2 separate regions of the Homo sapiens genome follow, and region 2 is linked to region 1. A link is a loop called in an ENCODE intact Hi-C map of the cell type or tissue named here. Cell type or tissue: heart right ventricle. All regions are shown on one strand. Each heading gives the region's core, and the rest is flanking DNA. Links, peaks and the distances in the headings are about the cores only. Region 1 overlaps LINC00299 (long intergenic non-protein coding RNA 299). Region 2 overlaps LINC00299 (long intergenic non-protein coding RNA 299).

Evidence for each region. Peaks named below come from ENCODE experiments on the same cell type or tissue, not always from the same donor. Only the 100,000 strongest peaks of a DNase experiment are listed, where the experiment ranks them.
Region 2: it touches region 1 in a loop (2.0-fold over the local background); 3 of 110 quality-filtered maps call a loop at or near these places.

The regions. Positions count from the first base shown.
Region 1 is chr2:8,135,771-8,144,111 of GRCh38, reverse strand. The region is part of intron 7 of LINC00299 (long intergenic non-protein coding RNA 299); the gene reads left to right. Among named protein-coding and RNA genes, the nearest start is that of LINC00298, 160 kb to the right of the region's middle. In heart right ventricle, for the core only: no CTCF peak of the experiment used is centred there; a DNase peak (open chromatin) is centred at 4,568; H3K27ac peaks cover 1,589 bases.
Region 2 is chr2:8,011,548-8,019,888 of GRCh38, reverse strand. The region is part of intron 8 of LINC00299 (long intergenic non-protein coding RNA 299); the gene reads left to right. Among named protein-coding and RNA genes, the nearest start is that of LINC00298, 39 kb to the right of the region's middle. In heart right ventricle, for the core only: no CTCF peak of the experiment used is centred there; no DNase peak of the experiment used is centred there.

The DNA of each region.
Region 1 (8,341 bases), core at 31-8,030:
TAAGCAACACCTCTAAAATTAAACCCTTTTAAAATAGTACTCAGCCAAGGGACTCTTTGTAACCATTCATAATCCTTTGTCCAGGCTCTAGCACACAATAAATGCATACTAAACATCTGTGGAATGAATAAAAAATGCATAACGATGTAAAAAAGAAATTTAGAAACACATCAACTTAATGTCTTTAACTATGTGTGAACATGCACAGATAATTAAGAAACTGATTACATTTACAGGTTTAGGAAATAATCACTTAGGATAATATTTCATTACAAATTCATTAGAATTAGACTTTTCAGGTTGGCTATGTTGTCTAATTTACCCTCACAACAGAGTAGATACTTCTATGGGCATAAAGTATGTTATACTTTATGTCATACATAAAGTTTTGCAGAAACTAGTGCTCAGAGACATTGAGTGACTGCCATGAATGATTACTGGAATAAAATACGTTGGGCAAATGAATAAGCAACCCACCCGACGTGGCCCAGTCAGTGCAAGCTCGGACAGACAAAGCTGGGGTTTTTTTGGTTCCCACTTAGCACCCTGATTTAAGAGAACTCCTAAGTTAAGCTAAAAAGGGATGTGTTGCTGATGACTCCATCATAACCTGCTTCTCTGGGTTTTGGTTACAGAATCACTAATTGAAAGATATCGCAAAACTTTAACCTCTTTATCCTCATTCTATAGACCATTCCTCCACAAGTGCATATCACTATTCCTCATGCCAGTGTGGAGTTTCGGAAGGTAAGGCTAAGTCACGTCTCCCGCCTCTGCTTCTGTCTCCCTTGTGCTTACCTCCTGTAGTTCCCTGGATTAAGAGCCTGCCTTTCTGTCTCTGTCTCCTTCACCCTATTATAAGCTTCTCAGAGTTGGAGTCTGGGTCACACTCAACTTACTATGCAACCTTCCTGCACAGTGCTTTGTGTATAATAGGTGCTCAAAAATGGCTTACTGTAGAATCAGTGTGACCATTTCACTGGCTTTATCAGTCACATATAAAAGAGATTCTAATTAAATATCTTTTGATGACAGTAATAACAACAAATAATACTACCAGCAATTCTCAGGTTATTGTCACTCCTTCAAACAAGAGAGTGTGTCACAGAAGCCTTTCCTTTGGAAATTGCAAAGACTTGCTTCATCTGTGTCAAAATATTTCAGACCCAAGTATGGCTCCATCACTGGGGATAGGATGATGACAACCTATGGAAGGAAGAAATGAGATTAATACTTCACATCCCAGTTGGCTGGTGTTCCTAACTTGGTTCAGAGAGCCTTCTCCTTTACTCACTGTTTTGGACTATGTACCTCTAAAAACTCTAAAAGGCTAAATCCTACTTTCTGAGTTGGTGTTTATTGAGTCACATGTGATGAGCTGAATATCATGAATGCACGTGAAGGTGGTTACATGAGTTATTGCTTAACACAGCTTTGTAGAAGAACAAAGAGATCATCTTCCATGTAGAGAATCATCCTGCACTGGCAGAGAGCTGTGCTGGATGACCTAATGAGCCTTTTCCATCTCTAATTTCTATGATTCTATGAAAATCATCACCCACTATAAGAAACAGATGTGGGCTGGGTAGACAATGGCTGTGAGGATCCATCTTTCTCCATCAGCCTCTTTCAGAGGCATAGGTTGCCACCTCTCCTCCCCCCCAGCTCTGTGGCAGCTGATGGGATATTTATAGTCCTCTTCCTCAGCCTTCCAATTATAATTATCAATATCTCCACTGATAAAAAAAAAGCCATCATCAGAGTTGTGCACAGTATGTGATAAGCCAAGTTTGAGTTGAACATGAGAATAGTTTCTTTCAATTATGGACAAAAGAGAGGTGCATTTGGTGGCGAGGCTGCCATCTAAACTGTGTTAACGTGGCCATGGGAGAGATCTTTTGCCTCCCTGAAAGCACCTTCCTGGACAAATAGCGAGGTGGAGATGTCGTTATGAGCAGCTATCACTCGAATAGACAATGCTGTCTGTACTGTACAGAGTTAGAGAGTTGCTTTAAATATAATAAATAAAAGTGAAATCTTACACAAGGCAGCACAGCTTAGTAATTGCTGTTTTGGAGCGCACGTCTCTGCAGTTATTTAGCTCAGCATTTCATCTCCAGCTGCAGCACAATTTTTGCCAAATATAGATAAATGAAGTTAAAGTTATTGGCAACCACTAGTTCTGTGTCCCTGTTTTGAGTTTATAGATTTCATAGGAATGGCATTACTTTATTTCTGCAGCAGACAATTGTTCTTCTGAAGTGAGAACTTTTTCCATGGTACAGTCTGCCTGGTGTTTCGACTGAAGTTGGAATTTTTATCAAGAGCTATAAGAACAACAGGAGGGAGATTTCAGTTTGAACTACAGATCAGTTGAAACCTGGAGGTGCAGGGAAGACAGATCCTCAACCCACCCAACATATTTTAAAAGTTTCCAAGCCTTCACAGGGTTTTAATAAGGTATCAGCAAGCGCTTCCTTTGATCCTAGACAGCCTCTCCCCAGCGAAGATTCCATGCCGATATCTGTGGCTGCCCTGACTCACCTACAGAAGCAAGTGGCCCTGTCATCTGAAAGCAGGGTTTGGCTCTAGACTTTTATTTCTGGTGAACTTTGAGTCTGTACAATTTCCTGTTAAAATGACTATCATAGATTTATAGAGTTTAGAGTTAAAAACAACTGCAAGAACTGGAGTTCAACTTTTCACAGCCTACAGCTCACTTCTAAGGTTAATGGTCTCCTGACCTCTTTTTGATCCCTCTTGGGTGAACATAAAGCTTAGCTCTTCAAGAGGCAGATGATGCTATTATCTGTTCTCACTGTTGAAGAGAAGCATGGATCAGGTATTTCTGGTTGACATTAGTTGACAGCCACGATGCCTTTCCCGGGGAATTCTCTTCTTCATCCTTAGCACACTGAGCCCCTAATTATCTTGTTGTGGCTTCATTTCTAGACTCTCTGTTACCCTGCTGGCTTTGTTGCTTTGGGAAAAATACTTTCTAGAACTTACACAGTTGTAAAATGGAAGGAGAAGAAAACACATTTTGGAGGGACATCATTATGTGAGTCAAAGTCAAATTCATTGACACACACATGAAATCTTAATGTCTTTGCCATTAACTAACTTGGAGATACTACTTGGTTAAATTCTTAAAGTTGAGTTTTCTATCACTGTTTATCTCATTTATGTTTATAACAGAGTCATTCCCGTATTTCTTTGCTTGGTGACCCTTCCGTGCATGGTATTAGAGCAAAGTCATTAAATTATTCTTTTTCCTTCTCTTCTTTCCCCTTCCTCCCTCTTTCTGATCTTTTTCATGCTCTAGTTTTCTTTTTCCATGAATGGCTTAAGCCCATTTAAAAGTGGAATATAATTCAGCAATGATAAAATAATTTAAATATTCTAAAAGGCATCTTTTTCAATTTACATAATTTTGGTGATCATGTCTATTGGAAATCCCTTTAGGAAATACCTTTTCAGTCTCATGTCTTTCTACCAAATCTCAAGACTTATTAGGACCTGTCTTTCCTGATTCCTTGTCTTAGAGTTGGGTGTAACCTCCATTGTAGCCTGTGGCAGCTCAATCATGACCTTCCCTACACTGTATGATAGATATCTTTTGATAGATATGATACTTTTCTACATAGCTCCTCCTCACTCCCAAACTGGCTAATAATCACTTTAATTTATTTTCACATTCTAAGTCCTTGTAGGCTAGGAATGGATGCATAGAGAGTCCTCAATATATACCTATAGGCTCAATTAGAATCAATGAATGTGATAAGAACAAAAAAGATGGCCATGGCCTTGACCCGAGAGCCAGTTGAGGTCAACCTTGAGGGTTGGGATTCCTCTCAAAAGCCGTGATTTTCTAGGGCCATTTAAGCCCACCACTAGTGATAGCTTTCTTCCCTCTCTCCCTCCCTCCATCTCTTTCTCTTTCTTCTTTCTCTGTCTTTCAAAAAATTAAGGCAAAATTCACATAACTTAAAATTAGTCATTAACCATTTTAAAATGTGCATTAACCATTTTAAAACATATAATTCAGTGGCATCTAATGCATTCACAATGTTATGCAACCACCAGCTGTCTCTAGTTCCAAGAGATTTTCATCACCCCAAAAGGAAACCGTGTACCCACTAAGTAGCCACTCTCCATTTCCTCCTCTCCCCAGACCCTAGCAACCACCATTATACTATATTAGCTTTTGCATCTTAACATCAAAAGTGTTGGAAACAATTCCTTTGAGCCCTTTTATTTTATTTTATTTGCAAAATGTATGAAACACATTTTGTGCCAGGCACTGTTCTAAGCTCTTGATATAGATGAAGTATTTAACAGCAACACTATACGAGTGTTACTATTTTTATTCCTACTTTACAGATGAAGGGACTGAGGCAGAAAGGAGTGAAGAAATTTTCTCCCAGCCCACAGCTAGTCAATGGCTGAGCCAGCTCGCACACTCACTGCAGCCTGGCTGGAATCTGCTTGTACACACTTGGCTACATTCTCCTCTGCTGTGCTCTGGCCAGGCCTGTGGGCTTCAGGCCCCTGCTCACTGCTCTCCTCCCCTCTCTGCCCTCAGCCTAGCGACACTACCACAAAGTTACCTTATTTTTTCATTTACCGTATAAGGCTGTTTATTTTTCACTTTCTTCTGGTTTTGTTCAAGGGCTTCACGGGGCACTGGGCAATAGAAGGAAGATCCCGTATGAACATCTGTGTTGTAATTTTCCATGACTATCTCAGAATGACCAAAACATGACTACTATTTTCTGGATCAAAAAGTCATGTAGGCTTGATACTGACCTCTTTGGACAAACATGGCTTAGGTAAGAGTCCAAACTCTTTTTTTTGGAAATTGAGCAAGACTGGAAATTTTTTCAGGGAGAAACAACCAAAGTTCATAACCAAATAGCAATGTGTTTGCCTAACCTTGGAGAAACTTTTTTATTTTAAGTTATAAAATTTGACGTTATTGAAAACCTTCCCCCAATGCAAAAGACAATAGAAAGCACGAGAGGACCCAAGGTTGAGAATGTGAAGACTTTGTGTGTGTGCGTGTGTGTGTGTGTGAATGTGAAGACATTGTGTGTGTGCGTGTATGTGTGTGTGAATGTGAAGATATTGTGTGTGTGTGTGTGTGTGTGTGTGTTGCTGTCAAAAGACAAAATCGTGACAGATTTAGTTTAAAGATCTGGATTGGCTCTTATTTGTGATTCTAGAATTGGATACCATCTCATTCTATAAAGTAGAGTGAGTGTTCTGATGAGCTGAGCTGGGGAGGTTGGTTTTATAGACAGGAAAGGGCTGAAGAAGTCAGGCATAGCCAATCAAAAGCAGAGATGTTCTTTGCAGGGTTGAAACAGGGGGACTTCCTCACCCCGCCAGCTGAAACTGGCCTGTTTGCGGATTTGGCTATTATCTTTCTCTCTCTCCTGATTTCTCAGGAGGTCAGATCAACTGCTTAGTTTCAGCTTGGTGGCATGGAACTTGACTAGCAGTATCTCCATTTTGGTTTATTCTGTTGGGCCTAGTGCAGGATCTTAGTCCAAACCAATGGCTTCTTATAAATTCTATTTAACGATATATACAAATACATATATTGAATATATTTTAATTGTACTATAAATGCTTTTCTTAAGTACATAGACATAGGTGTTTTCAAATTTCACCATCATAGGAGTTATTATTTTTATCCATTCTCCAACATTAATCATTTTTATTCTCATAAAACAATATTAGCTTTTCAAACAAGGTATGGAACCTTTAAAAATCACCACGGTTGTGGGTGGGGTTTGGATTTCTTCCTGAGTTTGCTTCTGAAGTGAGTGGTGAGCATTTGGGCGGAGTCCCCTCACCTGTGGGGGTGGGTGCTGGAGTGTGGCTCCTGATGCAGGCCCCTGGAATGGCGAAGGCCATAGTTGTAAGGTGCGCCCATATTACTGGAGTAAACCTAAGTGTCAGGTGCTGTCCTAGGTGCCTCGCAGGTTTCATCTCCTTAAATTCTCCCAACAAATCCATGAAGTCAGTACTATCATCATCCCTTCTTATGCAGCAGGAAACAGAGGCACATTGCACACTCAGCGGTTTCTGCGTGGGGTCTGGATTCATCACCAGCACTAGGAGCTTCGGTGTGTGCTCTTCCTCTTTACTGATCAGCTTCCTTCTCTTTAGATAAACAAAGCCCAAGGAGCTGACTGTGCAATGTGGTCTCCTGCTGGAGTGGTCTGCTGGCTTCTCTGTTTAGTCTCTGTGGAGAGACAGAGAGGGGTCTCATGAACGCTGGTCTGCCAGGAGTCTCTCCAGCCTGTGCGGCTTCTGTGCTTGTGGAGGGTAGATGTCAGGGGACTGGGCTGCAGAATGACCTGAGACTTCCATTCACCCTGTCAAGCCACAGACTTCTGAATGCTGCCAGCTTTCACCTTACAGAGAAAAGGAAAGGTGAAGTCATATTTTATGATTGTAGATTTTTCTTTTCTATGTGGAAGTAGAGTTCTACACTGTATCTCAAAGAAATATAGCCATATATTTTTAGCTAAGGCATGTATTACTTTAGAAAATAATTCAGTACCCAAATTTAAATACTTTTTGCATGGAAGTGTATGGCTTGGTCCCTTTAGCTGTGAGGACTCACATTGATCATGCAGATTCTTAGCACGTCTCTGTGCCTTCTTCAGGCCTGCTAGCAGGTTTCATGCCCAAGTCAAGGCTCTTACATAAGGAAATAAACCTGAAGAAATGTCAACGAGAAACAGCATTCAGTTGAAGAGCTCAGGAATTCAGGTGCCTTTCGCCTCTTACCAATAGAAGAGAAAAGTAGCCCAGTCAAATGGAAAGCACTTGTCATGGGCACGAGATACGTAGGAGGCATTCAACAGATGCCACTAACTGCCTCCTGTCTGCTAACAGGAGGGTCTGAATCAGGCAGGGTCAAGATAACAAATAGATTTAGCTTGGTGTGATGAGTCGGATCACTTGGTAGTGGGTGTATGGAGGGCTTCGATGAAAAGGGTCCTTAGGCTGAGACCTCACTCAGTGGGAAGGTGTGCAGGGATGGATTAGGACGTCTGCCATGGGTAAGCTGGGGCTGAGAGGGGCGTGCACAGTGCTTATTGAACTAGCAACACAGAACAGTAAAATTATGTATTCGAAACTAAGTCCTACTAAAAGTGCTCTTTCAACATTTTACAAACGTTAAACCATGAATTCTACCCACCCTAGGAGATACTTCTTATTAGGTTCATTTGCCAGATGAGAATTAAACAGCTTAAGTAACTGGTCCAAGGTTACATGGCAGTAACTGGGGGAGCCCAGATTTGACCTCATGTCTGTCTCATTTCAAAGTCTTCTTCTTTCTACCACTTTCTGCTGGCTGCAATCAGGAGGCAGCCCTCATGTTTTCTGAGAAGTCAAGTGCATATGACTGATGGTCTTCTTGTCCAGTGTGTCAGTGAAGGACATGGCATTTCCAGATCAGTAGAAGCTCACCTGCATATGGACATAGAGAAAATCACCAGTAGAAATACGGGTTGAGGAGCAATCAGTAGATCAACGGGGCATCCAGCCTTTCCTCTAATATTCCAGATGGACTGTCATCTTCAAAGTGACAAATTGGAAGGATATTCAGCTAATGGAAACATGGAGAACACCTTACATTTACTTATCCACATCCAGATGTTTAGGCTCATTTTTTTTGTTTCTTTTTGAGACAGGATCTCACTCTGTTGCCCAGGCTGCAGTGCAGTAGTACAATCATAGCTCATGACCGTCTTGAACTCCTGGCTCAAGTGATCTTCCTGCCTCAGTCTCCCAAGTAGCTGGGACTATGGGCTGCAGCACCATGCTTGGCTAATTTTAAAAAAAAAGTTGTAGAGATGGGGTCTTGCTATTTTGTCCAGGCTGGTCTTGGACTCCTGGCCTCAAGCAATCCTCCTGCCTTGGTCTCACAATGTGCTGAGATTATAAGCCAAAGCCACCGTGCCTGGCTTCACTTGTTTTAATAAATCCTGAATTATCTGGGTTGTTGGCTCGTGATTTATTACTTTGCTAATCGTGTTTTAGCATGGCCTAGTGGTAAAAGAAAAATTTTAGAGTCCCTCTCTCCTAGTTCTTTCCTCCCATTTTGTATTAACTGAAAAATAAAGGTCTAGTTTTGGCCATGGCTAGTCTCTGAACTGCCCAACTCTGCACTAAATGTGGCTGATGGTGGTGGATCCAGCTTTGTTCATGAAGATCAACAAGTCACATCTGGATTCACATCTTTACCTAAATGTAGAAAACCTCAATTTTCTTGGATCTGCCTGATGTACCTCTATCTTTTGCTGTATTATTTTTTCCT
Region 2 (8,341 bases), core at 175-8,174, 120 kb after region 1:
TTCTATTGCTTCAAACATCTGCACATGACGTTGTCTTTCTAAAAATCTATGTGTCTCAGGAGACAGACATTCATCTTTCTTTCTTTAGACCCCGCCATGGGCCACACAGACATTGGGTTGGGTGGCCCACTCATAGGATAAAGCAATTTAAGAGAAACAATGATATATTGTGTTTATAGGGTAAGGCACAATAATGCAGAGATGGCACACAGCACGGGCATACACACATGTACACACAAACATGCACTTACATGCACACACATACATACACACACACATATACACACATGCACATACACATACACCCTCACACACATACATGCACACACACACACAAACCTACTGCTTGATTGACAGAGTGGTTATTGGCTCTGAGGTCAGAAATGTTGGTATGTATTTGTCCTAATCAACCAATTTGCAGAAATCCCAGATTTTCTGACCAAACAAGGCAGTAAGATCAGGTTTCACCAAATTTTTACTGGATTCCACTTATTAAGATCCAGAATGGATCTTTGATGTTTCCACAAAGAATCAGGGTTAAGATGTTAGCCTTCTCTGCCCATGTTCTGGCATTTTCCAGCCACATAGGAGCCAGTATGCTCCACTGATGTGACCACGATGTTGGAGAATATTGAACACATTACCGAGCTCCATCGCCATGAGTGAATGTATGGCATGCATTTGGGCGGCCCTAATGGAACACAATTGGAGTCCTCCACTCTCGCCAAGGCAGGCTCCACCCATCCCTGTGGCCTGGTTCTAAATTGCATTCCTGAACCTATAATCATCTTGCGCTTGTCAGGACATATGGCGGCTGTCCTTGACTTCCATTTGGGATTTCTCAAAGGTCACCATTGTGAGGAGCCATCAGGAATGTGGTTCCTCTCTCTAGCCATACTTCTCCCAAGCCCTGGGGTTTGAGCCGCATGCCCTCAGCCCCCTTTATGTCCTGCCTTAGCAAAGTCCTTTTTCTTCTTTTGAGTTCAACAAAGTGGAAATTCAAATTCTTCTCTCTCCACTTTTCAATTGCCAATTCCCAAGCCAACTCTTACCTCATTTAAATAACAGAGTCCTTGGAACCTCTATTTACTCCTCAGTCAGCCTTCAGTGCCTCCTTCCTCAAGCAGTGTCTCAATTGCAGGGTGGCACGCTTTGGCCCTAAACTCCTCTCCCAAGTCCAACCCTCTTCCTGGGAGGTGAACACAAGCTGTACAAACTTCAAATAATAAATGATTATATTTGGTAGGGATCCTATTGACAATCTAAACAACTCTTCCCTTTTTACCCTTGGTGAAACTGGGTTCAGGGGAGATGAGATAATCAGTTCAATGCTGCAGGCATCTGGTCACTCAACTGGGAAGAGGATAAAAGTGTCTTGGCACCCCATGCTCTCCTTCTCATGCCCTATTTTTGGGTTCCAGTTGCATTTAGAACACTCATTAATGCTTTTTTTTATTTTCAAATCTTGCTGGCCTACATGCATATATTCCTGCCTTGCTTTGTTCCAAAAATTTTTTGATGCAGCTTGTGAGACTATAATGCAATAAAATAGCAATATGTAGATGGATGTTTTAAGTCAATATGTGAGAAAATATAGATAAAATGGTATGATAAAACCAGAGGGAAAGTTAGTTATAGGAATTTATTCCATAAGGTGTTACTTGCTTAGTGAAGTTGAATTGAAAATTAAAGCATGGGCTCCCTGGCAACCAAAGCAAAAAGGGAAAGCCTACAGTTGAAGATTCACACTGTCCATAAAAGAAATATCAATTACTCAGAAGTAAGCTTTTCCTGGCCACATTTTGTCTTATTTCTGGCTCTTTTTCTTTTGTCTGATGACATACATGTCATATCTGTCATTCAACAAAAGGTACATTTATTTTCCTTCCATTCACTCCATCCAGGCTGCTGAACCATTCCCTGGCATTATTCCAAACTGAGGCCACTCTCCATGGAACAATGGCTGGCAGCTCCTCTTTGGTAACACAGCCTCCTGAGCTTTCCTTGTTGTTCTCTCTCCTTGTTTCTGCCCAAGGTTGTGTTCTTTCCTCAGAGACTGGCCAAGGGCGAACTGAGGGATGGCAGCTGCCATGTGACATGTTTGCTGTGGTGCATTTACATTTGCCTTGATGCCTGAACAGCTGGACGCACAGGCAAGAAACTCCCATCGCTTGTGTCCATGTGCCGTTCCCTGCTCCCTGGCAGATGCAGAGGAAGACAAGGCAGGGAATCAAGGTCTCCTGTCATATCCACCTCCTGCCACCATCACTGTCTGCAGACAAGACAGCAGGAAAGCCCTGTCTCCCTGTCCGTCACCAGGAGCCAAGAAAAAACACTCCAGGTGCAAGTGGCAGCTCAGGAGACTTGAGGCAGGGTGCATCCTGTCCCCTGCAGAAACCAGCTGTTTCTTCACAGTTTTTATATAACATCTGTTTTTATTATCTTTCTATCTCTTTGCCTGTTTGTCATCCATCCATCCATTCATCCATCCCTTGCCAGTTTCCATAAATTACTTGAAGTGACATAGAATTTCAGATAACACAAAAGGATAGAGTAAGGCGGTCAGGGCCAAGCCTACTTGCCTGGAACCAGGGGCCTAGTGGGTAGGATAACAGAGCCTTTGAGTGCCATTACCCTCTAATGATGAGAAGCTACTGTTCTTTCTCTAACGACTTCAACTTTGAACTTCCTTTTCTCTTGGGTATCTTGTAGATTGACAAGCCGTTTCTTAGGACTATCCAGGTTCCTATTAGCATGCTCAGCCAGCACATGCCAGATGATTGTCCAATAATAGTACAACATTTGTGTAATGCTTTACAACAATCACTAATTGATTCTCAGGAGGAGAGGATTCCTACTGCGCTTAGGGATTTTGGTGTTCTGTTTTGTTTTCAGACTTCTACTGAAGTCACTCAAGAAGAGCTAGAGGACTTCAAAGGTCAAACATCGCAGGTCACAGCTCTGCCCTTTTCTCAGACCTTCTCATAGCTTGATCAAGGATGGAGTGGGTGGGAGTAATGTTTGAGAAAGACAGTTGAAGGGGGTGGAGGGAGAGACTATAGTACCGGGGAAAGAACACAGAGCTGGAGGTAGGCTTAGACCTGAATCCTTGCTCAGCAACTGGCTTGCTCAGCAACTGGCTTGCTGGGTGATCACAGGTAGGCCTCTTTGCCTCTCTGCGCCTCTGTTTCACCAGCTGAGAAGGATGGCATTGAATTAAGTGAATCTCAGACGTTTCTTTAAGGCAAGCATTGGGAGTCTGTGCACTTGCTAACAAAAGCTTTTCCTGAAGAAACAGCGCATGGTGCCCAGCTTGCAAATCTCAGGACTCTGCTTCATGTCAGGTTCTCAGTTCCTCTCTGCCTCACACTCCTTTATAGCCCATTACAAAAGCTGAAAGGACAAAAATGAAGATAATGAAACACAATGCAAAGAGTGAATCAGTCACTAAATCCCTCACTCCATACACAGAAAATTATCACCAGCTGTTGCCCAATTAAATGCAACAATCCAGTAGTGCTCAAGCAGTTCACAGGAGATTTCAGTGCATGCTGTGTGCCCAGCCGAACCACTTCCACGAAAACCTGGAGGATTTCAACATAAAGGCACATTTTTCTATAAACTACATTTGTGTTTTCACTAGAAGCATTCCAACACAAAGACTTGGTGAACAGCAGTGGACTCTGTTAGCAAACTTTGCTCTGGATTTTTGTACACATTCTGCCTTTCGCATCATGTAGAAGGGAGTCTGAAAGGAGAGCTTCTCATTACAAGTGCAGGAAAGACTATCTTAAACTCTTAGTAATGCCCTGTAAGATGAGCAGATAAATGCAACGTCATCAGTAGGTGCACTCTTGCATTTAACAACTCATCATCCATTTATTGTGCATCCTCCAGGTGGCAGGCAGTTTGCTAAGTTTCAGAGGATAAAGACCAATAAGACAGAGTTTCTGCTATGAGGAAACTCAAAGTTCAGTGTAATTGACAGGTGTGAAAATTATAAGACAACGGTACAACGTTATAAGGGTGGTATTAGGATCTGGGATCAAAACAGCAAGCATTAAGATGCTCAGAGGAGTCAGAGGAAGCTTCTAGAAGGAGCTGTGTTAGAGCTGGGACAAAGGCATGGCTAGCTCCTAAATTTAATATAACCCATTTTTTCCCTATAATGTAGGGGTTGTTTAAGAAATGGTTTTCTGTTGGCATGGATGTGGTGAAAAGGGAACACTTTTACACTGCTGGTGGGATTGTAAACTAGTACAAACACTATGAAAAGCAGTGTGGAGATTACTTAAAGAACTAAAAGTAGGTCTACTGTTTGATCCAGCAATCCCATTACTTTCTACCCAGAAGAAAAGAAGTCATTATACAAAAAAGACACATGCATGTTTACAGCAGCACAAATCACAATTGCAAAAATATAAAACCATCCCAAATGCCCATCAATCAATGAGTGGATAAAAAAGTTGTGATATATATATATATCATATATAAATATATATGATATATTATATATATTTATAATCTATAAATGATATATGATTTATATGATATATATGATATATGATATATATGATCTATACTTATAAGTGAGGGCTAAGCTATATTTTATATCATATATGTTTATATGTATATATAATGTATAATGTATATTATATAGAGAGATATTTTTATATATATCATATATGATATAGATTACATACATATATATTTATATTACATATATATCATATATGATATATTACATATATTATATATAAGGTATATATCATATATGATATATATATATGCATGTGTGTGTGTGTGTGTGTGTGTACACATCATGGAACACTACTCAGCCATACAAAGGAATGAAATAATGCCATTTGCAGCAACCTGGATGGAATTGGAGGCCATTATTCTGAGTGAAGTAACTCAGGAAAGGAAAACAAAACATTATATGTTCTCACTTATAAGTGGGAGCTAACCTATGATATTTTTCTTTTTAAACATATGTATTTAGAAAAAGATCCCACAAATTCTAAAATGTATTTTTTAACATTTCATTTAAAAATATTTTCTAATTTCCGTTATGAGTTATGATTTCTCCATAGGCTCACGGATTATTTATAAATGGAATTCTTAATTTCTAAACATATATGTATTTTATAATTATCTTTTCTTTGTTCATTTTGACTTCTATCATAATTGCATTGCCATCAGAGGGCACACTCACTATAAATTCACTCTTTTAAAAACTGGTCATTATTTGTTTATGATCCAGTATATAGTTAATTTTTGTTACTGTCTTTGGTGTGCTTTAAAAGTCCCTGTATTCTGTAGTTTGGGAGATAACATTCTATGTACTTATAAGTCAAGTTTATTAATCAAGTTCTTTAAATCTCTATATTCCACTTTGTTTGTTTGTTGTTGTTGTTGTTTTGGTCTGCTTGAATCAATCAGTAATGAGAGAGTTGTGCCAAAAGTTTTAATATGATGGTGAATTTTTCTATTTTTCCTTGTAGTGGTAGCAATTTTTGTCTTACGTATTTTGTGACTATATTATTGACTGCATATAAATTTAGAATAGCTTTTTATCTTCTGGGTGACTTTAATGTTCCATTGTTGTGATTTGATCCTCTTTATGAGTGAGTTTTGCTCAAAATGTATTATATCTAATATACTAGGTTTCTTTTGGTTGATGGTTGCATGGTCTGTGCTTTTCTTTCTTTTTACTTTTGACAGTTCTATACATTTTGTTTAAGATATGATTTATATGTATAGATTATATTTGGATTTTGTTTTTTTCACTCTGTGGCATTTTTTAGCTTTCTGCTGGGTCATTTAGTTCATTTATATTAAATGAAATTACAGATATATTTATATTATTTTGTGCTTTCTATCTATCTATGCTTCTTTTCCCCTTCTTTCTTGCATTCATTTAGTGGCTACCCTAAGAATTGTAACACTACTACTTAATTGATCTATATTAACAAGTGCTTTTCTCCTCCTCTTGAACAATACAGTACCACATAAACTAACTCCATCTCTTTGCCTGCTGACTCACTGGCTGCCCATCTCTCTTGCCCTCGGGAATGTCAGGTTCAGCATCTCCACAGCTAACTGTGGGCCAGGGTCCCTGGATACCACCCTGCCAATCATTACAATCATTGCACCCACCTTCCTTTTAATGATCAAGCATTGCCACCTGGCTTTTGATTTTGGGGAATCCTATTGTGTTATGGATATCAGGGGACACAGTTCTGTATCAGCATTCCTACTGTCGGTCTTGACTTGTAGAAAGCAGCCGCACTGAGTTTTCCCGTGAAACTGATGCTCTATTCAACAGGACATTCCTTCTTGCTTTGGAAAACAGCCTCCATGCTCTCTTGTGATGCTTAATTGGCTGGTATTCCACTCCTCCCTGTTAAAATCAAGTGGTCTTCTATAACACATTAGTGCCAGCAACCCCATTTCTCTGAGACTTTTGATTTCTTTTTTCATGTCTGAGATGTTCTGAGATTTCTGCCTCACTTAGTATAGGCTGGTGCTTTCTCCTGGCTTCCCAGTGCCTCCACAGTGTGTTAGCATCCTCCCCCATGGCCCTAGCCTGCATGCTCAACCCTTGATCACAGGAGATTTTGCCCTTGTCCTCCTATGTCTCACCTTGACCTTGATCCCAGGCCTTCAGGCTCCACTCTCCCAGCTCCTGCTGATACATGTTGGTAAGGGCTTGCAGCTCTTTTGGGGAACAGTCCTTCTCCTTTTCAGCAGGCCCAACATGTTCCCAGCCATATTGTGCTGAGACGTAAGTGTTGACCTGGTAGCTAGGAGAGCTGGTGGGATAGGTCTTAAGTAGGGGTGAGGGATAGGGAGGAAGTGGTTCTGGCTCTCATTCTCTTGTAAGGCAGTGGTCACCAGATCTTAGCAGAGAGGAGTGGGTTACTTCTGCTCACCCATAGGTTTGGACAGATGAAGGGGCGTGAAATTTTCAGAAGCACTGATGTCTGTGCTCCAGCCCCAAATCTCAGCACCCAACTTCCCAAATAGGGATCTAATCTTGGCGTGGTAGTAACTTTGCTGAAGTGGAGATTCTACTTCCACTGGAGCTCTGCCACACTGACAATGAACTTCTGGACCTAAATCTCAAATTTTCTGCCCCAAAGTATCAATAACATTCAGCAATGGTCATTGGAGTTTCACGTCCTCAGAATTATCCTATCCCTTGAATTTCTCAAATGTGTGGGGCCTCGCGCCCTGTGCATGCCCTGCTGAGTGTCCCTTCCTAGTTCGTGACTGTGAAACGGACAATTGCAGTGCAGCATGCTGGGGCTCTTCATGCTTCTGTCCCTGGCTCCTAGTGACGGGGTCTTCACTGCCTGTCGGCCGAAAGGCTGCCCAGTTCCAGAATTCCATTTTAGAGTCAAATTCCTGAGACCAGGCCTGGCACCTGCTGCTCTAAGTCAGGTTCCTCAGGCAGCAGATACAGATAGAAATCTGAGTCAGGGAGTTGATGGCAGCGTGCCTCTATGGAGGAGTGAAATGAGGACAATTGAACAAATGAAAGAGTTTAAGTGAAATGTAGTTAATGCAAAAGCCTCACAGATCCCACAGGGAGTTCTGAACTCAGTGTTGTTCTATCTGGAGGCCAGGAGGCCAGACCTTTCCGCTCTTTGCACAGGATGGAGGCTGTCCCTGTGGAAAGGGAAAGGGTCTCCTGCAGAGGCAGCTGTGTTGCATTGCAGGCAATTGGGATAATTCCTGGAGAATAAGTTAGCCCTGAGCTGTCAGTGTTGGTGGAGCTCCTCTGGGGAGGACAATGGAGCGACTGCCCGAAACGTAGTGCTTGTCACTGGCTTTCTTAGTTTGAGGGGCTTGGGCTGCTTGAGGGCAGGTTCAGAAGAGTTATTATGGACTAATTTGTTTTTAAACTGGTAACGACATTTGATCTGCATGGACCAGGAGGTTCCACATTCCAGAGATTCTGCTAGAGAGATGTACACCAAACAGGTTGAGACTTTAAATAAGAAAGAGTCTCTCTGTTCTCCCTCATATACTCATTATTCTTGTGAATGATCAGGATGAAAAAAGCGGGCATTGAATTTCCATTGAAGAGAAACCAAGCTCATATCCAAGAATATCATCCAAGTATATTCTTACAGGGAATGTGAAAAATCAGAGAAGCTCCCCAAAGAAATTCTGAGTCTTGAGTTCTGAAAAATGCGGCCAGGGCGGTGGAGGGTGGGCAAATGTGCCAAGCTGTTCTTCTGTGTCTCAAGGGCGGTGATTTCATGAAACGTTGTTTCAGGTTTGCTTATTTATAAATCAGCAAGATTGTGGAAGGCAGAAAAGATGACTAACA